Linked DNA regions of Homo sapiens: region 2 is linked to region 1. A link is a contact called in ENCODE Hi-C or POLR2A ChIA-PET data. All regions are on one chromosome and are shown on one strand. The core of a region is the stretch at or near the end of the contact, and the rest is flanking DNA. Distances in the headings are between cores, read along the strand shown.

Region 1 (5,919 bases), core at 456-2,955:
ATCTAACCTCCCATCTCAGCCTCCCAAGTAGCTGGGACTACAGGCGTACACCACCATGCCTGGCTAATTTTTGTACTTTTTTTTTTTTTTCTTCAGAGATGGGGTTTCACCATGTTGCCCAGGCTGGTTTCGAACTCCTAAGCTCAAGTGATTCTCCCGCCTTGGCTTCCCAAAGCGCTGGGATTACAGGCATGAGCCACTGTGCCTGGGCCTTCTTAGTATTTTTGTTTTTTGTTTTTTTTTTTTCATTTCATTAGTGTTAGCTTTAGTTATTATTTTCTGATTTGATTTCTTTTCTTATTCTTTTCATAATTTCTTGAAATAAGTGCTCCCTTTATTTTTCCTGTGCGTGTGTTGTTTAAAGCTTGCTATCTTTTTGACAGTATAATATATGATACAGGGTAATTGAGAGAGTTTCTCATGTTACGCTGTTTTCTCATTTCACATTTTTATTTTGTGAACATAGTATTTTCATTCTTTTTTTAAAAACCAGTTTTATTGCATTGTAATTTATATACAACAAATTGATCCATTTTAAGTGTACAATCCTATGAGTTTTGACAAGTGTATTCAGTTGTGTAATTACCACCACAATTAAGATACAAAACCTTCCTATCTCTCCCAAAATCCTCCTATCCCTTTGCAGGAAGTCTTCTCCCACCTCCCCCAGCCCGTAACTTAAATTTCTCTTGTTTGATATCAGTACAGATGTTCCTTGACTTAGGATGGGACTACGTTCCGAAAAACCCATCATAAGTAGAAAGTAATGTTAGTCGAAAATGCATTTAATACCCTGATAAACCCATCGTAAAGTCAAAGAATCCTAAGTTAAACCATTGTTAAGTCGGGGATTGTCTGTATATAGCCTCTGGTTTTTAAAATAATATTTAATATTTGCCTGGTATCTCTTTCCATGTCTTTATTTTAAAACTTTATCACTTTAAGTGTGTTTCTCTTAAGTAATGTGTGCCTAAATTTGATTTATAACAAAATCTGACAGTCTTTTAATGGTAGATTTCAGTCCGCTTTTATTTACTGTAATGAGTGATGTATTTGATTTTCTTATTTCCATCTTACTTGTTTTAAAGTTTTTTTATATTGTTGTTAACTCTTCTTTTTTTTAATCTTTGCTAGATTAAATAAATTACTACTCATTCAATTTTTCTCCTCATTAATTTGGAGTTTGTCATTCTATTAATAGTTACCATCCCTGTCCCTGCTCTCAGATAGATACACATGACTTTTCTAGTGTATGAAAACAACAGCTACTATTTCCAGAATACTTTAATTACCTTCTATTTCCTCCCCATCCCAATAAAATGTAATCTTTTTTATTTTTGAGACAGAGTCTCACTCTTGTTCCCCAGGCTGGAGTACAGTGGCACGATCTTGGCTCACTGCAACTTCCACCTCCTGGGTTCAAGCGATTCTCCTGCCTCAGCCTCCCAAGTAGCTGGGATTACAGGAGCCCGCCACCAGGCCCAGCTAATTTTTGTATTTTTAGTAGAGACAGGGTTTCGCCATGTTGGCCAGGCTGGTTTTGAACTCCTGACCTCAGGTGATCCGCCCACCTCGGCCTCCGAAAGTGCTGGGATTACAGGCGTGAGCCACCGCGGCTGGCCAAAATGTGACCTTTAGATTACTTTCACTTCCCTTCCTTTCTCCCATTTTTCCTCCCCACCTCTCCCTGCCTTAGACTTCTGGAACACTTTTACCTTCCCCTTATCCCCACCGCCTGACTCCACAGTTTTAATGAGATAATTTAGTCCTTATTAGAATTTCCCTTATAGTGTGTTCCATCTGTTTCAAGAGTCCTTATTTAGCATATATGTTACACCTCATAAACAGACATGGTTCGTTGCTCCCCACTGGTTTCTTGCTTCTTCTCTTCCCCTGTCTTGAAGTCTGTGTTAGGATTCATTTGTTGTTTATTAGAGTCTCTTCTCAAAAGTATTTCTCAGATGAGGTACTCAGTGATTTTTGCAAATCTTTTTTTCTTCCTTGGCTGGGTATAGGTTGCAGGCCTTTTCTTTCATTAGCCCACATTCCATCTGGGGGTCTTTTAACTTTCAGGGTTGCAGATGAGAAAAAATAACTTGCTTTCTGCCTTAAAGTATGTAAGATTTCCTATATTCTTAGAGTTTTGGAATTTTTGCCTATATGTAGCTGAGTGTGTGTCTTTTCGTTTCAATTGGAGCTGGAATCATTCTTTCTTCAGCTTAGAGAAATTTCATCTATTATTTAATTATGATCTCTCCTCTCTTGTTCCTTTTTCTCCTGGAACCCACAGCATTTGCAGGTTAAGTCTACTCTATCTGTTCCAGGCTTCTACCTTCTACCACATATTTGCAATTCTATATTTTTGTGCTAGATTTTGAGACTTTTTTTCTATTTAATTTTCTAGACCTATTTTGGGGTTTCAGCAATGACTGTCCTCTCCTTTGATTTATCAATGGAAATTTTTAGTTCTGAGATCACATTTTCTAGTTCAAGGAAATCTTTTGTGTTTGAGCTTCACACATATCTCTTCCAGGCTCTCATTTTTTCTGTCAGGGATTCAGCTGTCTCTGCCAGCAGGTTCCTCTGCCCTCTGGTTTTTCTGCATTCTCCCAGCCTCAAGGGCTGAGAAATTAAATCCACCATTAGTTTTGCTGGTAGTTAAGACCCAGAAGAGTCATGATTGTCCTTGGGAAGCAGGCTGTCTCTGAGACTTGCTTTCTTCCTGAAAGTCCTTGCTTTTGGCTCTGAGGCTGTTTTCCAGAACTTGTCTATAAGGAATTCTCTCTGCTTGGAGCCCAGAGGAGCCCACTTAAAGTTTGTCACCTATAGCTGGAGTTGTCAGAGGGGGTGTGGAATGGAGAACCTCACTAGAGTTTCCTAGAATTCTCTTGCTCTAAGAGGTCTAAGTATCACTATTAACAAATAAAAAGTCACCAAAACACTTAAAGCCAGGAAGTGTTGAAAGTAGTTACCTCTGGGAACTATGACTGGGAGTAGGAATTGGAATTGGGGGAGAGAGGTTTTTACTTTTATTTTTTCCCCTATGCTAGGATTTCTCACCCTCAGCACTATAAATTTTGGGTGAGAAATTCCTTATTGTGAGTAGCTGACCTGAGTTTTGTAGGTTGTTTAACAGCATCCTTGACCTCTTTCCACTACCACCCCCTCCCCAGTTGTGAAAACCAAAAATGTTTCCAGACATGCCCTAAATGTTTCCTGCAGGGGGTGGGGGCAAAGTCACCCCTGGTTGAGAACCACTGTTGTGTAGCCTTTGGTTCTATTTGACTTTTTTTTTAACCACGTGCACATTATTTCTATAATTAAACATTTAACTGAGGTCACAAGACCGAAGAGGAAATATGAAGCTGTTATAAGGAACCAGAACAACTAAGTAGAGAATATACAGTAAAGGATAGGGAAGCAAGTTAGCAAAGTGGGAAGAAATGGAATATAAATAAAAGAAGTAGAAATGAAGAAATGAGAATCACTTAAATCTGTTCCCTCCTTGTAACAAAACCAAGCTGGAAGTTTAAACCCATCTTTGAGAGACTGCAGAGCAGGGCCAAAGATGGAGAGACCCTGGCCACATCGCTTCCAAAGACCCTCTTCACCTATAAGTAATTTCTTAAGAACTTTCTGGCCGGGCGCAGTGCCTCACGCCTGTAATCCCAGTACTTTGGGAGGCCTAGGCGGGTGGATCACGAGGTCAGAAATGAAGAGAGTATCTGAGTCTTGGAACTAGAGGAGCAGGATCCTGAAGTCCCACATAGTCCTGTCACTGAGGTCCCTGTCAGGCCTCTGAGCCCAAGAAAAGCCATTATATCCCCTGTGACCTGCACGGATACATCCAGATGGCCTGAAGCAACTGAAGATCCACAAAAGAAGTTAAAATAGCCAGTTCCTGCCTTAACTGATAACATTCCACCATTGTGATTTGTTTCTGCCCCACCCTAACTGATCAATTGACTTTGTGACAATACACCCTCCCCACCCTTGCGATAAGTACTTTGTGATATTCCCCCACCCTTGTGAATGTACTTTGTACGATACACCCTCCCCACCCTTAAGAAGGTACTTTGTAATATTCTCCCCACGCTTGAGAACGTACTTTGTAAGAAGATCTACCCCCTGCCCGCAAAAAATTGCTCCTAACTCTATCGCCTATCCCAAAACTATAAAAACTAATGATAATCCCATCACCCTTTGCTGACTCTCTATTCGGACTCAGCCCGCCTGCACCCAGGTGAAATAAACAGCCTTATTGCTCACACAAAGCCTGTTTGGTGGTCTCTTCACACAGACGTGCATGGCATTTGGTGCTGAAGACCCGGGACAGGAGGACTCCTTCGGGAGGCGGGTCCCCTGTCCTCGCCCTAACTCTGTGAGGAGATCCACCTACAACCTCGGGTCCTCAGACCAACCAGCCCAAGGAACATCTCACCAATTTCAAATTGGGTAAGCGGTCTTTTCACTCTCTTCTCCAGCCTCTCTTGCTACCCTTCAATCTCCCTCTCTTGCTACCCTTCAATCTCCCTGTCCTTCCAATTCCAGTTCTTTTTCCTCTCTAGTAGAGACAAAGGAGACACATTTTATCTGTGGACCCAAAACTCCGGCGCTGGTCATGGACTCAGGAAGACAGCCTTCCCTTGGTGTCTAATCACTGCGGGGATGCCTGCCTGATTATTCACCCACATTTCATTGGTGTCTGATCACCACGGGGATGCCTGCCTTGGTCATTCACCCACATTCCCTTGGTGGCAAGTCAATTGTGGGGACGCCTGCTTTGGCTGCTCACCCACATTGCAGCCCAGGGCTGCTCATCACCCCCTGCTCCGTGTCTCTACCTTTCTCTTTAAACTTACCTCCTTCACTATGGGCAACCTTCCACCCTCGATTCCCCCATCTTTTCCCTTAGCCTGTGTTCTTGAAAACCCCTTCAACTCACACCTGACCTAAAACCTAAATGCCTTATTTTCTTCTGCAATACCACTTGGCCCCAATACAAACTCGAAAATAGTTCCAAGTGGCCAGAGAACGGCACTGTCAATTTGTCTATCCTACAAGACCTAGATAATTTTTGTCGAAAAATGGGCAAATGGTCGGAGGTGCCGTACATCCGGGCGTCTTTCACACTTCATTCTCTCCCTAGTCTCTGTTCCCAATGCGACTTGTCCCAAATCCTCCTTCTTTCCCTCCCACCTGTCCCTTCAGTCCCAACCCCAAGTGTTGCTGGGTCTTTTGAATCTTCCTTTTCTACCGACCCATCTGACCTCTCCCCTCCTCCCCAGACTGCTCCTCCTCAGGTCGCTCCCCACCAGGCTGAATCAGGCTCCAGCTCCTCTTCAGCCTCCGCTCCCCCACCCTATAACCCTTCTATCACCTCCCCTCCTCACACCCAGTCTGGCTTACAGTTTTGTTCTGCGACTAGCTCTCCCCCACCTGCCCAACAATTTCCTCTTAGAGAAGTGGCTGGAGCTGAAGGCATAGTCTGGGTACATGCGCCTTTTTCTGTATCAGACTTTTCCCAAATCAGCCAGTGTTTGGGCTCTTTCTCATCAGACCCCGCTAAATATATACAGGAATTCCGATATCTAACTCTGTCCTGCAAGTTAACCTGCAGTGACTTAAATGTCATCCTGACTTCCACCCTCTCCCCAGATGAACAGGAAAGAGTTTTTTCTCTAGCCCAGTCTCACGCTGACAACCGCTGGCTTCATGAGCCAGGCCTCCAGGAAGGCATCAGAGCAGTTCCCCGAGAGGACCCCCAAAGGAACTATCAGGCAGATTCCCCAGGTATAGCTAGGCGAGATTACATGATTTCCTGCCTAGTTGAAGGGCTTAAAAAGGCAGCACACAAAGCTGTTAATTCTGACAAGCTAAAGGAAACTACCCAAGGTAAAGGCGAAAACCCAGCCCAGT
Region 2 (5,367 bases), core at 222-2,721, 210 kb after region 1:
CCCCACCCGCAGGGTGGAGAGGCTGGGGCTGCACCGACAGTGCAGATGCGCTCACCTATGGATTCCAGCTGCTGTCCACACTCCTGCTCTGCCTGAGCAACCTCATGTTTCTGCCACCTGTGGTCCTGGCCATTCGGAGTCGATATGTGCTGGAAGCTGCAGTCTACACCTTCACCATGTTCTTCTCCACGGTATGCGGTGGTGTCTGCATCTTATCACTGGGTGCTTGTGCATGGTGGTGGGTCACAGTCTGTATTTCCACCACGTTCTCCGAGGGTTTGGGAATGTCTGTGCCTTCACTGTGTCTTCTACAGACAGAGACAGCAGTGCTTCCCAAACTGTCATGCATAGATAATGGTCATTTTTGTAAGACACATTGGAGTAAATGAACAAAACTGTTTGCAACTTAATAAAGTAAGTTTGGGCCTCCAGCTGTTCCACACTCTGTCCACCCTGAGGGCTGAGGGGACCTTTACTCAAATCATGGGCCAAGAAACTGGCCTAAAGTATGGATTTGTGTCTGCACAGTCACCATGTTCTCTGTATGGGGGCAGGAAATCTATGCTTTCCCCCACACCTCTGCACACAGTGTCTTCATCTTCACCACATTCTTCCATGATATGAGAGCTAGCTAGCTACTCTGAGCTCCCCTTCTCCGTCGCACTGGGGACCTGCACATCGTTAGCACGTTCGTTCCTGTGGTCTGAAATGGCGTTCCCATTCAGTCACCATGCCACCTTGATTTCTCATGAGAACTTTGGAAAGATAGAGGGGATCTCTCTATTGGGGGATTATAGGACAATCTGACTCTCAGAGTCCTGAGAAGCTTTACAGACTCAACTATGTCCTGAGGCATTGTCGGAAGTGGCAGTGTCATATCACATCCCAGCTCAAAGGAGTGCATTTTGATGAAGATTAATATAGTTTAAAACCCCTCCATTCCCATTGCAGAATTGCCACAATCTCTTTCCTGTGTTTTCCTCACTCCTCCATAATCAGAAAAGTTCATTATAAGCAAGCGTCCAGAAACTATAAGGAAAGGTAGAGAAGTGAGCCTGCTAATGTTACTTAACCCCCAAGTAGACTTTTTACCCCTGAAGTGTCACATCTGGGAATCTTTTCAACTCATCTCTAGGCTCTTGGCACCATGTGACATGCATGTGAGCACTGCAAAAACTCTTAGATGGTTTCAGACTGCTCAGGCCTTGTCAGCAAGGATATCACAGAAAGCAAGACAGGCCTTCCTGGCATCCTGCATTACTAGGTCAGACATATGTCTAAATTAGAAAAATCATAGTTCTCATCTGGGAGAAAGCAGGGGCAAATGTGCTGAAACTGAGGGGCCTGGGTCCTCCTGGAGATTCATCCAGAGATGAGGAAGAAGAGTCTGCAACCATGCTGCAGAGAGAGATCTTGGCCCTTTAAGCTGGGTGAGAAGCATATACCCCAGTTTTGCTTGATTGGCCCCTTTTTAGGCCTGCCCCCACAGTGCCTCATTCTATTTTTATGTTAGACACTGTTTCTCTTTCGTATTGCCAGATGCCCTTTCTACTGTGGCTCACCAAATCCTCCAGCAACAGCTGTTCTACCAGCCCACTCTCGGCTACATGCAGATCGAATGTGATTCATAATTAGTAAGAATACCTAAGTGTGTCAGGAGCCTGAAGCATGTAGGGAGAGCATATTCACTCTCTGGACTTGACACAAGTATCCTGATTGGCTCCAGAGTGTTCAGTGCTAGATGACTCTTCCTTATCTGGATACAGTGGCTGTCAGCCTGAAAAGACCTTCCCTGTAGCAGGAGTACTAGGAGAGCCTCAAGTGCCTGGCACCACATAAAAAGCTCCCGGTTTCTTTCTTTGTTTTTTTTCTTTTTTTTTTTTTTTTTGAGACAGAGTCTTGCTGTGTTGCCCAGGCTGGAGTGCAGTGGCGCGATCTTAGCTCACTGCAACCTCCGCCTCCCAGGTTCAAGCGATTCTCCTGCCTCAGCCTCCTGAGTAGCTGGGACTACAGGCGCATGCCACCACACCTAGCTAATTTTTGTATTTTTAGTAGAGACAGGATTTCACCATGTTGGCCAAGTTGGTCTCGATCTCCTGACCTCGTGAACCACCCACCTTGGCCTCCCAAAGTGCTGGGATTACTGGTGTGAGCCACTGCGCCGGGCCAAAATCTCACATTTTCTTAAATAAGGCAATAAGGAAAAGCTACTGGCTTTGAGTTGTTGCCTAAAGTCCTGCTCTCACTCCTGTTCTTTTCCACATGGGCCAGAACATAAAACTATGTTTTCTGTTTTCCCTGCAGGTTCTCTGTGGTCCCTCCTTGCCATTCGTAGACTTATTTCATTCTGCAGCAGTGTCCATTTAAGGACCCATTGGTCAAATTGCAGTTGTCAGTACTAGGACAGGAGATAACAGTCCTCTTCCTTGTCTTCAAATAATCCAGGACAGTCTACACTTGGGAGTAGTAATCCATTCTTATCTGGAACATAGGAGCAGACAGTAGGTTTATAATTCAGGAGTTTACAGATGTAAAATATGTTTTGAAAAAACAAAAACAGGCCACAAACTTAGCATTTGATTTTTGTATATAGGCAAACAATTCAGATAATGATTACAACAAAATGACATACACTGAATATGTGCTGTTTCAGACACTGCTAATTTAATCCTCACAATAGTACTGTTATAGTTGATACATGCTTTTATTCTTGTCATCCTTTTTTTGTAGATAAGGGAAAGTTAAATATTTTGCCTGAGGTAGAAGGTGAGTATCTACCTTAGAATCTGGGTGAGCCTGACTCCAGATCCCTCACATGTAACAGATGATATTGCTCCCTTTGCACCAGGGCAGTGAGCATGCATTGATATGCTTTTAACCCAACTTCAGTTTCTCTTAAGTCCTGGAGTATGTAGAAAAAGGCATGGCCCCAGTTTAGTAGTTCTCACCAAATTCTTAAAAGATAAGAGCCGATCAAGAGATCTGAAAATACAACTAAGCCAAATATAAGAAACCATCAGGACAAAGATATCAAACATTTTAATTGTGCAACTTGAACCCGTACTGTTCAAACTGTGTATCCATCACAGTGCTCCTTGAATCCTTGTAATTAGATCTCAGAAGACCCAGACAGAGCTGGCATTCTGGGGCTGTGCAGGTGTCCTTGCTGATTGCTGGCATCCTGGCTACAAGCCCACCTTCTCATTACGCCTTATATCCCTCAGACCATCCCAGGTCATTCTCACTGTCTCTTGGCAAAATCCCATAACTGTTTCCAAGAGAAAATGAAAGCAGAAAACAGGAAATAAGGGAGTAACAGCAAGTTCCATTATATTCCAATCTGGGCATGGATTAACTACGTTTGCGTTTATAGTCCACATTCTGCAGTGCCTGGATAGCCCATTTTGGAGCATTAGATGCACTGTTACAAAAATGTAAAATTCCACAGAAAAAAAACCTTGCAGGATAATTTCCCTACATTGCTTCATAAATAATGGCCAAAGCTGAGAAAGTTATCAACTTAGATTAGAATTATATTAATAGAAGTCAGTTTGTAGTCTAATTTTTTTTTCTTAAATTCCCTGATTTTTCTATGTCACTTCTACTTCTTTTTATTGCTGTTGACAAAAGGAATGCCAATCTAAAAATTAGTCCACGGTTTTTAGTGGACTAATTCCCTCACACTACAATTTTAATTTAACTCTACCCCTGTGGATTTTTCACAACCTTAAACAATCTCTTTGACCTTTTAGTATACCTGGAAAATAATTAGTCGTAAAATATTAGTGAAATGATTTCTTCAAATCCTCTCCACTCTAGAGATAATATCTCCATTTTTCTTTATTCTTCTTTTAGTGCAAATTCCTAGGAGAAAGTCAGCCCTCAATTATTCCCCTAGATGTGTCTTCAATGTTTAGTGATTCAGCTTTGCCTTTTTTCTGCTGATATATATCTTCCTTTGTCTGAAATATAGTACAAATCTCTCTCCCAGAAACTTCTGGGTATTTCTTTCTATATACTTGAAAGTGAAGCATATGGAGCCAGTGCTTGGTTAAGGCTGGATGTAAAATTAGTTCTTTAAAATAAAATCCAAGTCATAAAACAGTATTGGGTAATTTAGTGGCCTATAGTACTTATGTCTGGTCTTGGAGGCAAAGAATAATCAATTTCCTATAGCTAAAATAGAAAAAGACCAATATATTGATTTGTTTAGGAACTAAATTAACTCCCAATGAATCAGCACATACAAATAGTTGAAAAATAAACCAGTCTCTTAGGTGTATTCAAACATTAATTACTTAACCATTTTTATTTATTTATTTATTTTTGAGGGTCTCGTTCTGTCACCCAGGGCAGAGTGCAGTGGCATGATCACAGCTCAGTGCAGTCTTGACCTGGGCTCAAGCAATCCTCCCACCTCAGCCCCTTCTGCCCCCCACCCCCGCCAATTCCCTGTTCCCCACCAAGTAGCTGGGACTATAGGCACACGCTACCGTGCCCAGCTAATTTTTGTGTGTTTTGTAGAGATGGGGGTTTCACCATGTCGCCCAGGCTGGTCTTTAACTCCTGGGCTCAAGTGATCTGCCCACCTCATCCTCCCAAAGTGCTGGGATTAACAGGCGTGAGCCACTGCACCCAACCTAAAAAAATTCATTCTAATGTTGATATGGACCTACATGAAAAGTCTGAAAATTTCCCATTGAGAACTCACTTTTTCAATTTAACAGTATATTAAGAGGGAACCATGTCCCCAAAATAACAAGCCCTTTCGAAAGCCTGGAACACCCACTTAAAACATGTTCATCCTTAGGCAGTCTCTTTTTGCAGGAGCAAAATTCTTTACCTCCAAAGTGAAGGAAAAGAAAGAAGATAGATACGCAAGCTTGAGTCTTGCAGCTTAAAATTTAAAGGAATCAAACCCAAAGTTTCCTGATGCCAATTTATATCCCAGGTTTTCGTCTTCATTTTGTTTTCTTTTTCTAAGATCCTAGCTTCTTCCTTTCCAAATTTGTCTGTTGAAGTTGTAATTTTTGCAGTTTAAATGATTGGATGACATCTTCAGTAGGGTCAAAGGAAACATTAGCGATTTCTTTTTCATCTTTTGTCTCTAGAGACTGACTTTGGAATATGTTTTCCAGATTTTTTGGTGGCATCTCTGCCACTAAAGAGTTATGCCTAGAAAACTTTTTTCACAAATAAGGGAACACAGGATGCTGGAAGCCATGGCATTGTCCAGAGAGACAATCTGGACATGGGTTGGAACTACAGACAAGGGAGCTAATGGCAGACTTTGCTTGGTTCCTTAATTAGGATGTCCAGTTGAGTCTGATCCGATTCCACTTCTGCTCCCTGCATCCCCTTTGAACC

The links. Hi-C counts contacts between places; a loop is a spot of excess contacts on that map. ChIA-PET counts read pairs that join two places held with the same protein, here RNA polymerase II (POLR2A). Pooled maps may share reads with other maps.
Region 2: a loop to region 1 is called in a pooled map, with 2.9 times the contacts of the local background. The contact joins two enhancer-like sites. A Hi-C loop is called at or near these places in 4 of 50 pooled maps. POLR2A ChIA-PET finds 5 or more read pairs at or near these places in 2 of 52 experiments (CD4-positive, alpha-beta T cell and naive thymus-derived CD8-positive, alpha-beta T cell).

What each region holds. Positions count from the first base shown.
Region 1 is chr9:35,633,031-35,638,949 of GRCh38, forward strand. It overlaps a transcript of CD72 not described here. Among named protein-coding and RNA genes, the nearest start is that of SIT1, 15 kb to the right of the region's middle. Within about 2 kb of position 1,706, at least 2 of the 41 ENCODE cell types and tissues checked have a DNase peak (open chromatin) inside an H3K27ac peak, as active enhancers do.
Region 2 is chr9:35,846,805-35,852,171 of GRCh38, forward strand. It overlaps TMEM8B (transmembrane protein 8B), which reads left to right. Exons shown (of 13, transcript NM_001042590.4): 10 at 13-191. Among named protein-coding and RNA genes, the nearest start is that of TMEM8B, 20 kb to the left of the region's middle. RefSeq lists enhancers at 1-447, 1,241-1,380, 1,571-1,640, 1,671-1,790. Within about 2 kb of position 1,472, at least 7 of the 41 ENCODE cell types and tissues checked have a DNase peak (open chromatin) inside an H3K27ac peak, as active enhancers do.